Regions from separate parts of the Homo sapiens genome. Here region 1 is linked to region 2. The links are chromatin loops, found by intact Hi-C in ENCODE. Cell type or tissue: heart left ventricle. All regions are shown on one strand. Links, peaks and the distances in the headings refer to the core of each region. The heading gives the core; the rest is flanking DNA. Region 1 overlaps FAM53B (family with sequence similarity 53 member B). Region 2 overlaps FAM53B (family with sequence similarity 53 member B).

What was found. Hi-C counts contacts between places; a loop is a spot of excess contacts. Peaks named below come from ENCODE experiments on the same cell type or tissue, not always from the same donor. Only the 100,000 strongest peaks of a DNase experiment are listed, where the experiment ranks them.
Region 1: a loop joins it to region 2, with 2.5 times the contacts of the local background. A loop is called at or near these places in 37 of 110 quality-filtered maps.

Annotation. Positions count from the first base shown.
Region 1 is chr10:124,680,730-124,689,247 of GRCh38, forward strand. It overlaps FAM53B (family with sequence similarity 53 member B), which reads right to left. Exons shown (of 5, transcript NM_014661.4): 4 at 878-1,650. Among named protein-coding and RNA genes, the nearest start is that of FAM53B-AS1, 19 kb to the right of the region's middle. RefSeq lists a silencer at 2,728-2,837 and enhancers at 4,576-5,547, 6,392-6,471, 7,045-7,546, 8,174-8,253. In heart left ventricle, for the core only: a CTCF peak has its summit at 4,683 (motif pointing left); DNase peaks (open chromatin) are centred at 4,762 and 6,532; H3K27ac peaks cover 3,264 bases.
Region 2 is chr10:124,732,755-124,741,272 of GRCh38, forward strand. The region is part of intron 1 of FAM53B (family with sequence similarity 53 member B); the gene reads right to left. Among named protein-coding and RNA genes, the nearest start is that of FAM53B, 7.4 kb to the right of the region's middle. RefSeq lists enhancers at 111-653, 719-798, 8,506-8,518. In heart left ventricle, for the core only: a CTCF peak has its summit at 3,880; DNase peaks (open chromatin) are centred at 630, 3,857 and 8,117; H3K4me3 peaks cover 2,390 bases; H3K27ac peaks cover 7,227 bases.

The sequences.
Region 1 (8,518 bases), core at 195-8,194, 52 kb before region 2:
CAGAAAAGATGATGGTCAGACCGTGGCATTAAGCAACCGATGGCCTCCTGGATGAACACAGAACCAACAGTGTTGTGTCCCATCACATCCGCCCATCCTTGAGTCAGAGGTCACAAGGGCCAGCACCACTTCCTCATCCCCAGCCAGAACCAGATGCAGCCAACTCTCGGGCTCAGAGACGCTCCTGATGACAGAGTATTAACTCCAAGTTCATCTCATTCAAATCAATATCCAAGATCAGTGTTAGCACAAGGCAGAGCTCCAAGACAAAGAGGATAAAGTCCAAGTGACAGGGGCGTGTGGCCAGATACTTCTTCTACAGTGAAGGGCAAGGATGATTGCAGAGGCAGCTCAGAGGATATTGATCACAACATCCTGATGGCCTCATGTTTCAACAGTATAATCAAAGGAATAAGTCCCCCCAATCGCTAGCTCTTGGAAACCATTACCCACAACCCTGATCTCAGGATCAGCATAATCCAAGGGACACTGAACCCCAGTGTGTGTGTATATCTCTTGCAGCAGCTGCAGGGGTGGCTTCCTGGGAGAGACGGCTCCAGTGAAGGGCCGGAGGGGATTACCAGTGTTTGGTCCAGTGAGTCTGCCCACCAACACCCCGCCTCTCACCATCCACCTGCCCTTGTACCCCTAGCACTGAGCTCACAGTGAAAGGGAATATTTGCTTGTAAATAGAAATAAACGCTTTTTAAAAACCAACTGGAAATAATCTTTCTTTGAATAGGATTTAAAAAAACAAGGAAATTAACCCACTCCTGGGTATTTCTGAAACTGGCAATCTATGCTTGTCTAGGACGGCCCAGAACCAGCAGAGGCTCCAGTGAGCACCAAGGTGACTCCAGGCTGCTGGGGCTCTTACCTGTGCCATCTTGGCAAGGTCTAGAGAAGGCCTCTGCTCTTGCACTTCTTCAGGGCGCCGCCTTTTAACACCGACCTTCTTGTCGTTAAGGACACACGGCTGGGAGCGGCTGCGGGAAAGGCCGCTGGAGCGTCTCGCCAGCTCTGGTGTTGAGGCAGGTGTGCTGTTGGCTGAGGGAGGACAGTATTCCACAAAGGAAAACTGCTCATGTGAGCAAGAGAGGGACCGCTGCAGGTCCAGCCGGCCTCCTCCCACGGGGTGCAGGTCAGGGCTCCAGGTGTCACCTGCCTGTCCACACGGGGCTGAGCCTGGCACCCCTTGGCAGGGCTGCCCTCCAAATCGGTGGTGGAGTCCTGCCTGGTCGCAGGGTGAGGAGAGCACGTTGGCCCGGGAAGGGAGGCTGAAGCTGGAACTCCTCTGCATGGTGCTGAAGCCGTTGGAATAGCGCTGGACGCTGCCCCCGCTGTAGCAGCGTCTCTTTTCCACGGGAGTCCAGACTTTGGAGCCCAAGGGCCTCCATGATGTCCGGCAACTGGACATCTCATCGGAGAAGGACAGTGAGCGGCACTGGCGCTTGCTAGGGGGTGCTGAGGGGTTCCCGTTGTGGTCGCTGATGCTGAGGTCTTTGATCAGACTGGTCACAGCGCAGGCGGTCACTGCCTCCCGGTGCCATAGTGAGCTGTCCTTTTCAGGCAGGCATTCCCAGATGCTGGTGCTCGGTTGGTCAATCTGAAGAGGGCATTTCCTGTCCAGGTCTCGCCATCTGTCATTTTCTGGTTCATAAATGACAAGGAGAAAACAGGATTTGAGAAGACCTTCACTCCAGCCCTTTATTATCTCCACACCAACAGCCCGTTTCAAACACAGTATCTTAGAGCCAAAAGGCCCTTAGAAACCATCCAGTCCAACCTCATTTTACAGATGAGAAATTGAGGCTGAGAGAGGAGAAGTGAATCCCAAGGCTTTGAGTTGGAAGTTGGAAGCAGAGCAGGGCCTAGAATCCAGATATACCCCTGGGACTCCTGATATGGTTTTCTTTCCAGTGTACCACACTGCCTCCCAGGAGAATCCAAAGCAATATTTTTCATCCAAAATGTTTCTCATCTTATGGGTGGGAAATCGACTTGCCCTGAACCCTGCCCCTGGCTGATGAGAGAGTCGGGACAAGACATCTGTTAAGTGCCACCAGGTTCTCTGCAGCTCTCAGGACTGGGACTCGATGCCCTGGCAGAAGACCACAACCAAAGATGTCTCAACAGCTCGGATGGCCAAGGCCAAAAGATGGCTGGGGCACTGCCAGGTTAGTTCACCCCAATTCCACCTTGAAAGCCTTTGCTGATAATAGAAGCTGGAACTTGTACTGATTTAGGTCACCTCCGTCAAAATGCTCAACATCAGCGTCACCAATGGCTGCCAATCACAGCACTTTCTCTGTGTTCACTCGATTTTTCACTTAAAGCAATTAAAATCTCTAAGAACAAGTCTTGGGCTTCACAGACTTAAGGGAACCACTTAAACTTATGTATTCAGGTCTTTACTTGAATACACAAATAAATAACCAACCCTGCTATGAAATGCTACATTTGCACACGAACCTTTATTTTGTGAAATATTCAAGAACTATTTATTGTTTTTCTACTATGGAATCAGGCACCGTGCTGGGAATTTTAGGAGATGCAAAGATAAATTTGACATAGTTCTTGTATTCAAGTTTACAGTATAAAAGCAAAGTTACAAAATATGCCATGATATCAGGGAACAACCTGTTAGTACTATTTTCTCGAGCCTATATATATTTATAAATCATGCACATGTGAATGGCTTGAGTCAGTCAAGAGAAGAATAGAAGTGAAACCTGAAATGATATTTGGTAGGTATTTAAATGCACGCCGGGTCTCTCAGCAATGCAGATCACTCACTGAGCATTCAGCTGGGCTGTGTAATCCACACAGCCCCCTGAGTGCATGTACCATCCTGGACCAGATCAGGAGACCAAGGCTTGGGGGACACTAAGCAACTAGCCCAAGGCCACACAGCTAACACCAGACAGGATGTAAACCCAGCTTAGTCAGGCCCCAGAGCGCAGGCCCTTTTCACTACACTGCAGCGCTGAGGTGGACTGTGGGTGAGCCTGACTCTGGCCCTGGCCCTAAGGAGTTTATGGGTCAGGCAAGATGGGCTCAGGTGCAGAAAACTGAGATTTAACCCATGAGTGCTCGAGGCAGCAAGGACTACAAACCTATCTCCACTACCAGTGGCCACTCCTCAAAGGGCACCAAGAGACATACCCCAGCTGAGCGTCACAAGCAGCAGCTACTTGATTGACTCAACGGGAATGACCTGTGCAGACCAAAGGGAGGGCCAGGAGCCCAGAGAAAAAGCCGAGGCAGAGCTAATGGTGGTTCTCCTTCCTCTTGGGCATCCTGCCAAGGTCAGCAGAGCTAACGGTGGTACTCCTTCCTCTTGGGCATCCTGCCAAGGTCATGAGATACAAACTGAGGGGCTGGGGACCCTGACAGGGGACACTGGTAGAACTGTCCAGAGGCTGTATTCATAGAGGGCCTCAGAAGCTGAAGATGCAGGAGAGAAACCTTCCAAAAGCCCAGGCAAGCCAGCTGCAACAAAGCAAGACTGTCGCTAAACATCCAATTTCTTCATCATACATCGTTCATCTCATCTCTGAAATTTCCCAGGGCCTGAACACAGCAGGTCTCAATATCTGCTCCTCCAACTGGATTGGATCAATTACGTCCAAAAATCATCCAAAGTACCTCTTCCTGCAAGTTGCTTTAGGTTGTTCAAACATGCTTCACCACCAAGGAAACCATTCCCTTTGGGTATTCACCATTCTATTAAATCAGTTTCAACTTGACACTGGTCAGCAGTTGAAAGTCCAATAAACTAATATACAGTAAAAAAAAATTTTTTTTTGAGACAGGACCTGCCTCTGTGGCCCAGGCTGGAGTACAGTGGCATAATCTCAGCTCACTGCAACCTCCACCTCCCAGATTCAAGCTATTCTGGTGCCTCAGCCTCCTAAGTAGCTGGGATTACAGGCATGTACCACACGCCCAGCTAATTTTTGTATTTTTTGTAGACATGGGGTTTCACCATGTTGGCCAGGCTGGTCTCAAACTCCTGGCCTCAAGTGATCCACCCACCTTGGCCTCCCAAAGTGCTGGGATTACAGGCATGAGCCACCGTGACCAGCTATAAAGTAAAATTAAAGGAAATAGAAACTCTTGTTGACACAGTCACAACTATCCCAGTTATCTGATTTAAAAGAAAACAGAAAGTTATCCTAAGAAAAAAGTGAAGATTTATGTATGATGATGTTCATCAAAATGATGAGTGACAGCAAAATGGTAAACATAGTTAAAACGTCTTACAGTAGGGGCCGGTTAAATAAATTATCAAGGAATAACATGGAGCATGAAGAAGCAGAGTTTCAAAGAATATTAAATGATGTGGGGAAATGCTAACAATATAAAGCTGAGCATGAAGAAACAGGATATAAAACTGTATAGAGGGTGTGATTCCTATTTAGCAAAATATGTCTGTTGTATGTAAAGGTAAGAAAGAAATAAACCGAAATGTTAATAGTGGATTGGCAGACAGCTGGTTGGTTAATTTATTTTTTCTCTTTTGTTCTTCTATAGTCTCCAAATGTCCTATGAGAAAAAATGTATTATCGAATATGTGGGGGATGTGACTGCCAAGCCCACAGGTGCTGTGCCCTTGCTTAACTCAGGAAGTGAGCCAGGGTCGGAGCGGGGGCCCACAGCCCGCCCTCTGCTGGGTTGGCTCCTCTGGGTTTTCAGGAAGTTGCCATACAAAATGCTGGCCACTAACTTCTCTTTTGAGACAAGGCACTGAGGCACCAGATGGGCCAGGAATGTGGCCGGCTGAGGAAGAAACCAATGGGCTTGGCACAGAGCAGCGAGGGTGGCCGGTGCTCACGGAGCCTGAGACATACTACAGACTGCGTCTCCGCCAGGCCTCGGGGAAACCCGTGACATGAAAAGGAGTTGATCCCACTCTCAGAGGATACCATTTTCTGTTCCATTTTTGCACCACTGGCCTGGAATCTTCCCCATCTCTAGGGAAATCACTTCCAAAAGGGGAATCGGGAGCCAGCTAAATAGGAACACACCATCCCTCCCATCTGCCTTCCTTTCCCATGGCCAGCCTGCGATCTTGGTGCTTCTTGAAGGGACCCCTCAGGGCCTCCCTACTCCAGGCCTACCTCCTCACTGCCTCTAGAGAACTTTCTGAAGCCCCCACCTATTGTGGCCCATTCGCTTCAGCTGTCAGCCACTGTTTCCGGGAAAGAAGACAAGCATTTCAGACTGGCACCCGGGCCCATCTCCACATCATTCCCCACAACAAACCCTACACTCCAGGTATCAAACCTCCTACGACAGTGGAGGTCAGAAAAGAATCATATAGAGTCAAAACCATCCTTGAAGAATTCCTGAACCAGCCCACAAAGTACAACTCCTCCCCCCAGCTTTGTGTAGACAACCCAAAAGGGTAATTCTTATGCACCAGCGATTCTTTATAAAACTAAAGTTTAATAACTAGACTGCAGGAACAAGCACAGATAAGATCTATATGCAGAAAGGCTGGAAGTCCAGCTTGCTGGGCCTTGAGGTAACTACCAAAACCCAGGGGCATCAGAGCTGGGTGATGAATTCCTACAGGACCTACTCCTTCTGTGTTACAGAGTAAGCCTCTAAGGCCTATAAGATTTCTTTGTCGTAGGGAAGATTCGAAGAGTCAGTTTTTAACTGTGAAGAGAAGTTGCAGCTTCCCCCAAACATCAGCTCTTTCACTCCTTTGCAAAGAACATTCCACACCTTTGCAAAGGCCTGGACCGTTCTTTTCCTGCCTTTATCTTCCTTTCACCAAGAGTCTCCTCATTTAAAAAGCCAACTCAAAGCTCCTCTGAAGATACACCTTTCTCCTAGCTCTGTGATCGTACAGCACGTATGTACCTGAACTTTAATTACTGATCTGCGTACACATCTACTTCTCCTCCTAAGCCACAGACTCTCAAGCATAGCCCCAGTGTGGCTCCCCAGTGCCTAGCACAGAGCAGGGCACACAGCAGACCTTAGTTGGTGGTGCATGAATGAGGTAGTGGATTGCAAACTGCAGATAAAAGCTACAAGAGGATGCGGTGTTCTCTGGGACTCACCTGTCTTTTGTCCTTGGCAAAGGTGAGTCTTCCTTGGCCAGGTAAGTCCAACCAGGACTGTGCCCTGAACCGTCTGCCCTACCTGGGCCATGTGGCCATGTGTGACTCAGCAAGGAGATGGGGTTGACAGAGTCACGTCTAAAATACTTTGGAAAAGCAAAGCACTGCTATTGTGTATCAACACCAGCCAGGTGACCACTTGCTCAGTCTGCAGGCAGATAATATTGTAATTGTTTCTATCTTTATCGCTTTGAGAAGTACAATACGAGAAAAGTAAAAACAATCAAGGCTATGTTTAGCCCTGTGTTTTCCCCATTCGCTCAGGGAACAGAAAGCGATTTGTTGGGTCAGATCACCAGACAAAAGAAACAGGAATAGAAGCTAATTTTTCATGGCAAACTGCCCCAAGCGCTAGGCCCTGACGTCACACCATACAAAGGGCCTCGGTAGGCCTCCGAGAAGAGGATACAGGGTGCCCCCGCCCCCTCCATTCAATATCACTTCTGCACAAACAACTATAACTCTTTCAAGTCACAATTGTCATGGATGTAGGAGTCTACTGAGCAACAGTCACTTGGTGTAGTGGAAAGGGCAAGGACCTGGGTTCAAACCTCAGCTCTGTAAGTTACTCAGTTCCTCGTAGCTATTATGAGAATTAAATAGGCATCTCATACAGGGCATAGAGTAGGCTCTCAAAAACAGCAGTCATCATAAGGATAATTAACGGTACTGGAAAACGCTCTCCTAGCTGAGGCTTGACTCAGCCAGAGCTGCAACAGGGTGCCAGCCTCTGTGGAATCCGGCTGGAATGGAAACCTGGCTTCTCTGACTAGGATTTCTCAAAGTGTGACTTCTGGGCCACCTACAGGAGCATCCTTTGGGGGTGTTTGTTAAAATGCAGGTTTCTAGACCCCGTCTCTGACTTGGTAAATCAGAGTCTCTCTGGGTAGGCATTTGCATCTTAATAAGCTCCCCAGGTTATTTCAATGCAAAAATGTTGAGAAATGCTGTTCTGGAAAGCAGATGACATGGAGAACTGAGTTCTCAAACATCTGTCCGAATGGCGGCCCATCCAGACCATCCAGCACCACTGCCCAGAAGCTTCAGGAGGGTTGACAATTCTGGTCTCTACAAATTTGAATTCATAACAACACTGAAAGTTGGTGTTTATGTTTTGGTTTGGGCTAATTCCAGGAAGAAGTATGGAGAAGGATCACTTCACCCATCAGAGGTTTCACAGGACAGGATGGGGACCCTCAGGGCTTCCTTCTCAAGCTACACAACATGCTCTTGATGGACAGCCACTAGCAAAGGCCTTAGAAGCTAACTCACTCCTATGAACAAGATGAGTGTGAAGCCTCCCACTTTCTCCCTGAGAACACGCAAGGGCCCATCAGCTGTGTCCTAAAGATACGCAGAAGGGCCCCCCATCCATCTGCAGCCTGACACCAAGCCCCTGGCAGACCTGAGCAGAGCGCGATGGCCCACAGCCTGAGAGCATGGCACCAGCCCATTCAGTTCTATGCTGCGCCTGTTGCTTTAGCCTTTAGGGCATGTAAAGCTTCTCCACGTCCCCACTGAGCATTATCTTCACAAGTCTGAAATGATACACACGAGAGCGTGTGCATTTGTGTGTAGCGTAAACACACAAGAGCCTTTGCCTGCAGATGGGAGGGTGAACACACAAGCATCCCTGGGCCCAGTTCTCTCACAGTCTTGGACAGACTAGGTAAGCAAGGTCTCTTCCAAAGCTGAGGTTTGATGACTGAGCTTGCAGTTTCTGACTTTTGACTATGCCACAAAGAACAGGAGAATGAGTTGCCTACATATGCAGAGACAAGGACTCAAATTCCCAAATTCGCACTCACAAGGCTCTGGTCCTGCCACCGTTTGACTAAGAAGGGCAGAAGACTGCTGTGTGCACAGATCCTAGAGCTTGAAGCAAGAAAAACACTCAGAGGAATACGAATGGCATTTGACCTCAAATGTTCTTATTTCCATTCCTACCCTTAAATTTGAAGGAAAATTCCCAGGGCTCCAGATTCTTGGGGGACTATAAACCTTCATATTTTCAAAAGATAGAGGAGCTTTATAGCCCTAGAGAGCTCTGTGCTATGTTTTCGATGGTGCCTTATGGTCACATAAGTACAGAATGTGGTTTCCAGAAAAGGTTAAGCACCTCAAGTACAGACCAAGATACGAAATGCCCCGATTAGCAAGCCTGCTGTCAGATCACAACCAGCTGACTCATTCTTACATTTCACACCTATCTACTTGTGCTGACAATGAGTATCTCTCCCCTGCCCTGTAGGTTGGGTTGTGCTAACTTGGCCTCAGGGCCACAAAGATTCTATGCTTGGTTTGGGGAGAAGCTCACCAACCCATCAATGGGAAAATCAAGAGAGCCGAGGTGTCTTTCTGAAGGCGGTTTTGCTAAACTG
Region 2 (8,518 bases), core at 246-8,245:
AGGCTGAGGTTGCACTGAGCAGAGATCACGCCACTGCTGCACTCCAGCCTGGGTGACAGAGTGAGACTCCATCACAAAAAAAAAAAAAAATCTTTTTTTCCCCAAAGCAAGTTAGAACTCATTTACCTGTGGACTATCACGTACTCTCCTGAGCCCAAGGTGTCTGATCTCCTCTCTGCTCCTACTTCTGGTCATAACGCTCTTTCACTCCAGTTTGCTGCTCAACTTTTGGCCTATGCGGACGCAGCCAGGCCAGATCCTCTTTTACTTTCTTTTCTAACAGGTGAAGGCATGTGCTAACCTCCCCGGGAATGAGATGAACAGAGAGGTTTACTGTTAAAATCAAAACCATCTGTGGCTAACTTACTCACTTTCTTCTTCCCTTAGGAGTAAATGCAGATGAGCAAAACCCTACCAGCCTTGGAAAACACACCCCCCAAAGCTAAGATGGGCTGCTAACTGCAGTTCCGCCTCCACCTCTGCACAGGTTCAGTATTTTTCTTAATTCTCCTCTTCTGGGCCCAGGTCACATGCCACACAGTCAACGGGGCCTGGAATCTGGGCTGGCATCTGAGGGCGGTGGAGGCCTCAGGCGCACTGGCCGCCAAGAGTCAGGTGACTCAGGCCCGCCATTCTCGAGTGTCTGTGTCAGCAGCTTCCCCCTGCCTTTGAGAACACTAGTGAGAACAGGCTATGACAGAGCCCAGGGGGCACCGAAGCTCCCTCTTCCATCGCACCAACACGGTTAGGTGCCTGTTTTTCCCTTTAAAGAAAAAAAAAAGGTAGTTTTACACTGAATCAGACTGTTTCAACTCACACAACGCCAGAACTTTGACTTCTTTAGTTCCAGCGCAGCACAGACAAGAAGTTCTGGAAGCTCTTGGGAATCCCAAGGGCGCCTGCTAAATGCGAGAGTTTTGTCTAAAAATAAACAAAGACCACATCACTCTGGCCAAGGCGGCACTTGATGAAAATTCTCAGAGGCTAGTCTCATGCTTCTCCAGGAAGGTCACTCCAAGGTCAAAAGGCTGGGCCCCTGGGCAGTGTCACCCCGAAGGTGGGCTTTCTCCCAGCCCTTCGCCCTTCCCTTTACTGCCATCCTGACCTAGATCAGCTCCGCTCCCCTCTGAAATCTACACTCGTCTCACTCAGGCTCCAGGTCTCCCAGATTCCCTGACACAGTCCCATGGTGCTGTGACTGGGGACACCTGCTCTCCTGGTCTCGAATGTCTCCTCCTCCCCGTTCTTCATCTGTCTAAACTCCTGCTCATTCTTCAAGACTCAGGTCAGCTGTCACCCCCTCCAGGAAGCCTTCCCTGCCCTCCTCTCTTCAGCTCAGTTAGAGAGACTTTCTATGACTTCCAGAGGACGGTGTAACTCACCAGTACCTTGTGTAAACACACTTTCATTCATTTATTACACTGTGTCTAGCACATAGTAGAACCTCAATAAAAACCTGCAGTCTGACTGTCCATAATACGAGCTATGAGCTCCCTAAAATCAGACATTCGGTAGATCCATCTCTGAATTCCTCAGGGCCTGACGACTTGTCTGACACACATAGTAGCTGTTACTCCACATTGATTGAACTGCACTGAGCCTGGGGGCCACCACCATGGCAGGTATGTTTTGTGCTCATCACAGGAACAGTGACACACCCAAGGAGGACACAGTGGGTGAGGATGACACGCTCCACCTGGCAGATGAGTTCTGTCACATCCATGAGACCAGAGGCAGCCGAGACACCTCAGAGACCTCCCTTATGCAGCCCTCGCTCACAAAGCTTCAGGATCTCATTGTCCTAGCAGGTCTGCTTCAAGGCCACCCATGCCCAGCCACCTTGGTGGGTCCTCTGGAAAGGACGCTCTAGGGCCAGCACCAGAGGGGAGGGGCTGTCACAGTCTGGAGTCAGGGCCCCCTCCCAGAACCTAGTGAACAGCATGAGTCTTCACACTCCATACAAAGGGGTGTCCCTCAAAGCTACCCAAAGTGCAGCAGGAAATCTCATGAGTCAAGACTGTCCATCCTGTTCACCCCACAGGATGCCAGCCAGCCCCAGACTCATGAGGCGCGATGCTCACCAGACCCAGGGAATAGGCGTGTCAGGAGTCAGAGGCCTGCACCAACAGAAGCCAAGCGGCACAGCCTGGACCCTTCCCTCTGTCCTCCAAGCCAAGGGCTCCTTTCAAAGCTTCAGCAAGCTTAGATGAGCTCTTGCTCCTGCAGACTGAGGTCAGGTTCAGGTGGCAAAGGGATCTAGAAGCAGCCGGAATCACACCGCAGGCCGAGCTGGGGGCAGGCGCTCCAGCTGCAACCACATAACCCGCACCCGGAAGACGCTGACTCCAGGTGTCCAAGGCAGCTCCCCCAACGTGAGAGGAAGAACAAAAAACAAAGATGCCCACTGCAAAGCACCTAAAGAGAATCCAGAAGGTGGTAAGTGGGCCCCTCACTCTCAGTCTAGGTAGGTATGCAGCCATTAATTCCTTGGTTTCCAAAGAATTCATTCACAGAAGTGTCGGTGGCAGCAGAGCCAAGACGGTGAGGCCACATCATGACCCATACATGCATTTAACGTTCTATGCTTAGGAGCAAAAGTAAATCACTTTTGGTAAAAAAAGATTTCGTTTCCTAGAGAGAAAACTTAGATTTCACCAGTCTCAACTCTTGGTAACAGACACACTGCAAACTAAACTGTAATGCATACTTTCAACTTTTCCTCCCGAAAAAAACCCTACGCTATCTGAGAGAGGAAGATGCTGGAGGAGAAAAGGCTCTATCCGCCCCAGCCTGACCCGTCCAGCCAAGCCCAACTCCAGTTGAAGTCCCCTCTGCTCTGTCCTGTATCTTGTCATCACTGACTGACCTCCTCAGGGCAACCTGCCTGACTCATGTCCTTCCAGCCTCCCTTCAGTCCTCGCAACAGCACGCGCTTGCCACAGGCTGCGTGAGATACTCACTAATGTCTGGTGGGCTCTAAGTGTCCTCAGGTGTGGTCTCACTCAGGGCCCCGAACCTATGGGCTGGCTGGGGGTGCTGTCAGCACTGCCATACTCCAGAAGAAGGAATGGGGGCCAGAGAGACAGTCGCCTGCTCAAAGGCACATGGCATGGCGGGCAAAGGGCAGACCTAGGATTTGAACCCAGGCTTCTGATTCCAAAGCTGAATGCTACTTTTGCCCTCGATGATACAGAATTGGGTTTCACCTAGACTCTGCCCAAAGTTCCTCTGTGACGCCAAACAGTCCCATTCTTCCTGCAGCCACAAGAAGCACCTAGGTGGCATGCAGCCGACCATGGGCTTTGCAGCAGAACCCCTGCCTGCCCAGTCACACTCATCTCCTACCTGGCACTGCTCTGCAAGGCACTACGCCCATTGCAAGGGGCTTCTCAAACAAGCTCTAAACTGATCTTCCTAAAAACGCTGGGTGGCAGGACCAGCAAGGTGAGAAATCAGAGGCCCAGTGAGGGTTACAGGGCAAATTAGGTCCAGCAAGTAGGCAGTCTGTGCCCACTACCTTCCAGCCAGGAAACTGAATCGTTTGACTGCCAAAGGGATTACAGGGGAGAGCGGTTCCTACGGCCCGGTCCCCAGGATCATGCCACAGAGGGGCTTCCCCGCATCCTGCACTCCTTCTGGAGACTCAAAACCACAGACCTCTTTTCCCCCGGGCTCAGGAGCCAGGCTCCTTCTCCTCACCCAGATCATGGAGACACCCAGCTGCAGAGAACTTAGTCTTTCCACTTCCAAACATGCAGAGAAGCTGCTCCCAGCCAGCGGACAGAACCTCCCTCTGCTCCCAGGCCCATGGCCAAGGCCAATGCCAGAGCAAGGGGAATTCCAGGCAGGGCCGAGGCCTCTCCCAGCTGGGCTTTGTCTGTCAGGGTGCTTCAGGCTTCAGCCAGAGGGCAGCCTGGGAGGGAGGGTGGCCTCCACGGGGTGGGGGCAGGCAGCAGCAACTGGAACCTGCATAAGCCGCCTCTCCTGCACAAGGCACAGTCCAGCTGCCAGGACACACAGCGGCCCCAGACAGGACCTGTACAAACCCAGCTATCCAGGAGCTCGAGGGCCCACCCACGCCCCCTCCTAGAAGCTGCAGCATGGCACCCAGGCAGGAGTTGCCAGGGAACGCCCACTGGGCAATGCACGTGTCTTACAGCAGGAACTCTCCTCCCCTGGTGAGCACTGGATGGAAAAGCAGCAGGGTGTGGTAGAAAGAATACAGGGCTGAGGTCAGCTGGGCCAAGTTCAAATCCCAACCTGGGGTGAGTGATTTCTGCAGGCAGCATGTCTTCAGCAATGAAATCGGGCTAGTCCCTGAGCCACAGGTTGTGCTGAGGATTAAATGAACTAATGAAGCAAAGTGCCCGGCTCCACACTGGACACCCAGCAGATGTCCAATCAATGTCTGCTAAATGAATGTGGAAATTGCAGCCCTGAGAAAAATAGCAATTCTCCTCTTCTCCCTTCACTCGGCCCAAACCCAACTCCCCACAGGGGGAAGAGCCCTTATTCACTACTCACCACCACCACAACACAGCCGGGCAGACTGACACACTTTTGGCAAAGAGGCCAAAACCTTTTTCAGCAAGCTCACCTTTACAAGGTTTCAGCACCTTCCATTGGGACTGGGGGGTGGGGACGGGGGATGGGTAGCATGTTTCACTTGGCTAATGAACTCTGTGAGCAATGATCAAGTTCACCTGCTGGTCTACGCTAAAGCAGGCTGTCTTGCAAGCAGGAATTAAGGTTCCACGTCATGAGAACACAGCAGTAGGGCAGGGACTCAGGAGACAGAGTCTGCACCTTTGACAACTGGCTACGGGACCCTGGGAGAGTCACCTCACCTCTTAAGGATCGGACTTCTCTTCCAGAAGGTTACATCAGCAGGCCCAAGAAGCTCTCACTCTCCAAGCCCCCTGGCCATTCTAAACACAATTCTATGAAATGTAATCCTGAGTATGTTCACAGGAAGACAGGCTCTGAGCTGACAGAGTGACATTCACTGCAAACCTGGGTGAAAAAGACTCACCACTCACTGGGAGTTGCCAGGATATGCCCTGGAACCTAACTGCATCTTTCCTCCCCTGAGCCCCAGGGGCACACGGTATGCCAAATCCCCAGAAAGAACAAGACCACTAGGACTGTGGGGAGGCAGGGCCTGCATGAGAACTGCCCTGAAACCACAGCCTGAGTAAAATCTGCCCCCTTCAATCTGGAAAGAAGGTGGTTCAAAGGGACTGTGCTGAATCTTGGCCCAGCAGAAACAGAAATGACCTCGATGATGCCCACAGCAGACACTTCCCCTAGGGATGGGTGCCCTTCAGATGCCACTTCACCAAGACAGAGCAGCAGCAGCAGCAGCAGCAAATGCCAATAGGTTTGCTCCGCTCCCGAATACGAAAGCCCCCAATCTCCTGCTAAGGAATAGGGAAACTAAGGAACCGACCCGTAGGTATGCATGGGGTCTATTACAGCCCTCACTCCTCAGTCTTGGATGCACAAGAGAATCGACTCAGGAACTTTAAAGATACCAATGCTGGGTTGCTGCCCCCCTCTCCAAGATTGTGATGTAATTGGGCCTGAATGCAGCCTGGGCATCTGGATTTTTTTTTTTTTCCAACCTTCCCAGGTGACTCTAATGTGCAGCCAATATTCAGAACCATTACTTTACTCTAGCTTCTAGAAGTTCAGAGCACAGGGGCCCCAGCACGCTCCTACAAACTCTTCAGGGGCAGAAAGGACAGCATGCCTGGCCAGGCAGGCCTTGCTAGAGATGGGTCTCCTTATTCTTCCTTCAAAACACACGCACACTCACACCCCCCCGAGAAGCAACCTGCAAAGAACCATCTGTCTGAGACAGAATGCAGGGCCGCTGCCCAGCCCTGGCTGGGGCGTACCAAGTTCAGTCACACTGGAGGATATACAATTGTGTTCAGTTACTTGATTACTTTAGGCACGTAAACAAAATATGATATTGTACAGACCTGGAGTGGCAACCACCACATCATAATTTACTTTGAGACATCTGAATTACAAATGCAAAAAGAAAAAAAAGTTGGAAACACTTTTAAGAATCTCTCTGAATGGAAAATGGAATCTGAATAAATGGTGGTGTTTCCAGTGGGCTGCCAGGTTTACTTCCTGTTTCCCCCAGAAGGTCACTGGAAATGTTTTCTTGTGAATCTGCCTTTTCTGAGATTGAAGCAAAACATCTCAGCCTCCCAAACTATGGCACTCACTGCCTTTGGTCCTACAGTACATACAGATTCCAATCACTCCAAAAAACAAAAAAAAAAAAACAAAAAACAAAAAAACACACAGCCATAGCAGAGGGGAGAGGAGGGGAAAAGGCAGTTAAAAGTTCTAGGTTTCTCTGTGGTGTTAACAAGACTAAACAAAATTTCTGCTTTGAGATAAAACAGAACCCAGTGCCTCTATCATATGAACACACAGCAGGGCATATGGAAAGCAACCAGGCTCTGAAGGAATAGAGCTCCTTCCTGGCTTTCTGCCTTCCGGCTATGTGGCCTTGGGCCAGTTACTTGGCCTCTCTGAGCCTCAGCTGTAACTGCAGGTTTGCTTTGAGAATTAGAGAGTGTATACAAAGCCCAGGGCCCAGGGTGGGCCTTCAACAACCAGTGGGTGCTGCCATTATTCTTTGAACAATCTGCACCCATTTCAGCTAAATCCTTGGGAATCATATTATACTAGCGCAGGGGAAGAATCTGTTTCTTTGTTTAACAAGAGAACAAAAAGAGTGAGTGGAGAAGTCAGGAGTTAGCCTGCCACTGCGTTCTGAGGTCAAATGGGCTGTTTACGAACATGATTTGCTTTCACCCTCCTGAGACTGGCACCGTGAAAAAAGTCCTTCCCGAGACTTACAGATGCCCAAGAGGCAATGTGGTCTCCATGATAGTCCAGCGTGGTCTGGCCAAGCTGTCCCCCATCCCCCATGCAAAAGCCAGCTTCCCCGTGCAGCCCCCACAGCAGGAGAGACGGAGAACCATTAAAGCGGGGGTGCCTGTCACACTCCTCTGTAACCCCTGACGTGATGTGAAATTCTACAAGGTAGACCCTTTGAAATGCAAAATCTTCCAGAGTCCTTCAAACGTGTTTTTATTTTCTCGGGTTCCTAAGGCTGCTTTCAGATCCACCCATCAGCATTTCCCCCTCTCAATCAACCCACATTTAACAAAAAAACAAACAAACAAAAAAAACGACAAGAAAAACCCAAGGACGTCTCTATTTTTCAGAAAAGCTCAAGTATCTCCAATCACTGTGAGGGGAAAGAAAATAAAATCTTCAGCTCCAGCCTCCTCGCATCACTCCAAGACACCCAGAAGCCAAGTTTCCTCTGGAAGATTTCCTCCCATCCTAGCCAGCACAGCACTCTGTTGCTCAGGATCTCAGAGAACTTTCTTAGATAAGAATCCGAGTTCTCCCTGACCTAAGTTCGGTGAGGTTAAGACAGGCACCACCAAAACCACAACCCGCAATACACGAAGCCCAAATCTTGCCCCAAAACGCTGTGCACAGGAGGTTTGGATTAAGCATCAAAGAAGTTACCTTAAAACAAAGTTGTTTGGCAAAGAAAAATACTTCACTGTAAGAAGAACCCTAGGGAACGGTAAATTGCTTTTGAATATGGACTTTTCAGTGGCGCAGTCATTAATCATGTTAATGTAAACTGCGCTACAACAAAAATTTTCTAAGCAAGTCTCAGGGTACATCAGCATATCTAAGCCTCTGGGTTTGTTTCCAAAGTTCACATCCAGGCAGGCAATGAAACTGCTGTTAATGGGGTCAGCTATTACAGTGCCGTCCCCAACCTTGAGCCATAATAAAGGTGACTCAGCCATCCAGAAAAAACCCTCAAACTTAGGCAGGAAACAAACAAATTAATCAGAGAAAGAGAGTCAATGATTTTTGGAAAGTGTATCCGTTGGACAAGTTTAAACAGAAACTCTCCCTGGATGATCAGACTGACATTTCAGAAAGGAGTTGAGGGAGAACAATCAACACTCCTCCCAGCACCCAAGTCCCCTGGCCAGACCCTGTTTTGTGGCGTGGAGGGGAGGGTAGCAGCCGGACGAGGCAAGGAGGAGGAGAGTCCAGCAGAGCTAAGCTTCGCTGAGCCCCGCCAGCTCCGGCCATGTGCTTTGTGTTGGCAACGAACCGGTTCTTTCAAAAGAGGAAGAGTCTGACAAAAAGGACAGCTGCAGCAAAGCAGAAGCTGAGGGTAAAAACCTCTCCAAAGCCCTGAGCTCGGGATTCTCCCCTAAAGTTAAATCAAAACACCACTGGGGTTTGCAAGGACTAGTTCATCTATTAGTCTTCCCCTTGCTGGATCAATTAAAGAGAGTCCCTCCACATCTGGTTTCCATCGAAAACCGAAACTTGTATTATCAGCATATTACATAACAAATTATGCCTGCAGGTTTCTTTTATTACACATCAGAGAGGTGTGCGTGGTGGTGGTAATGATGGGGGTTGTGCCGATCTGAGTATTTGCTTA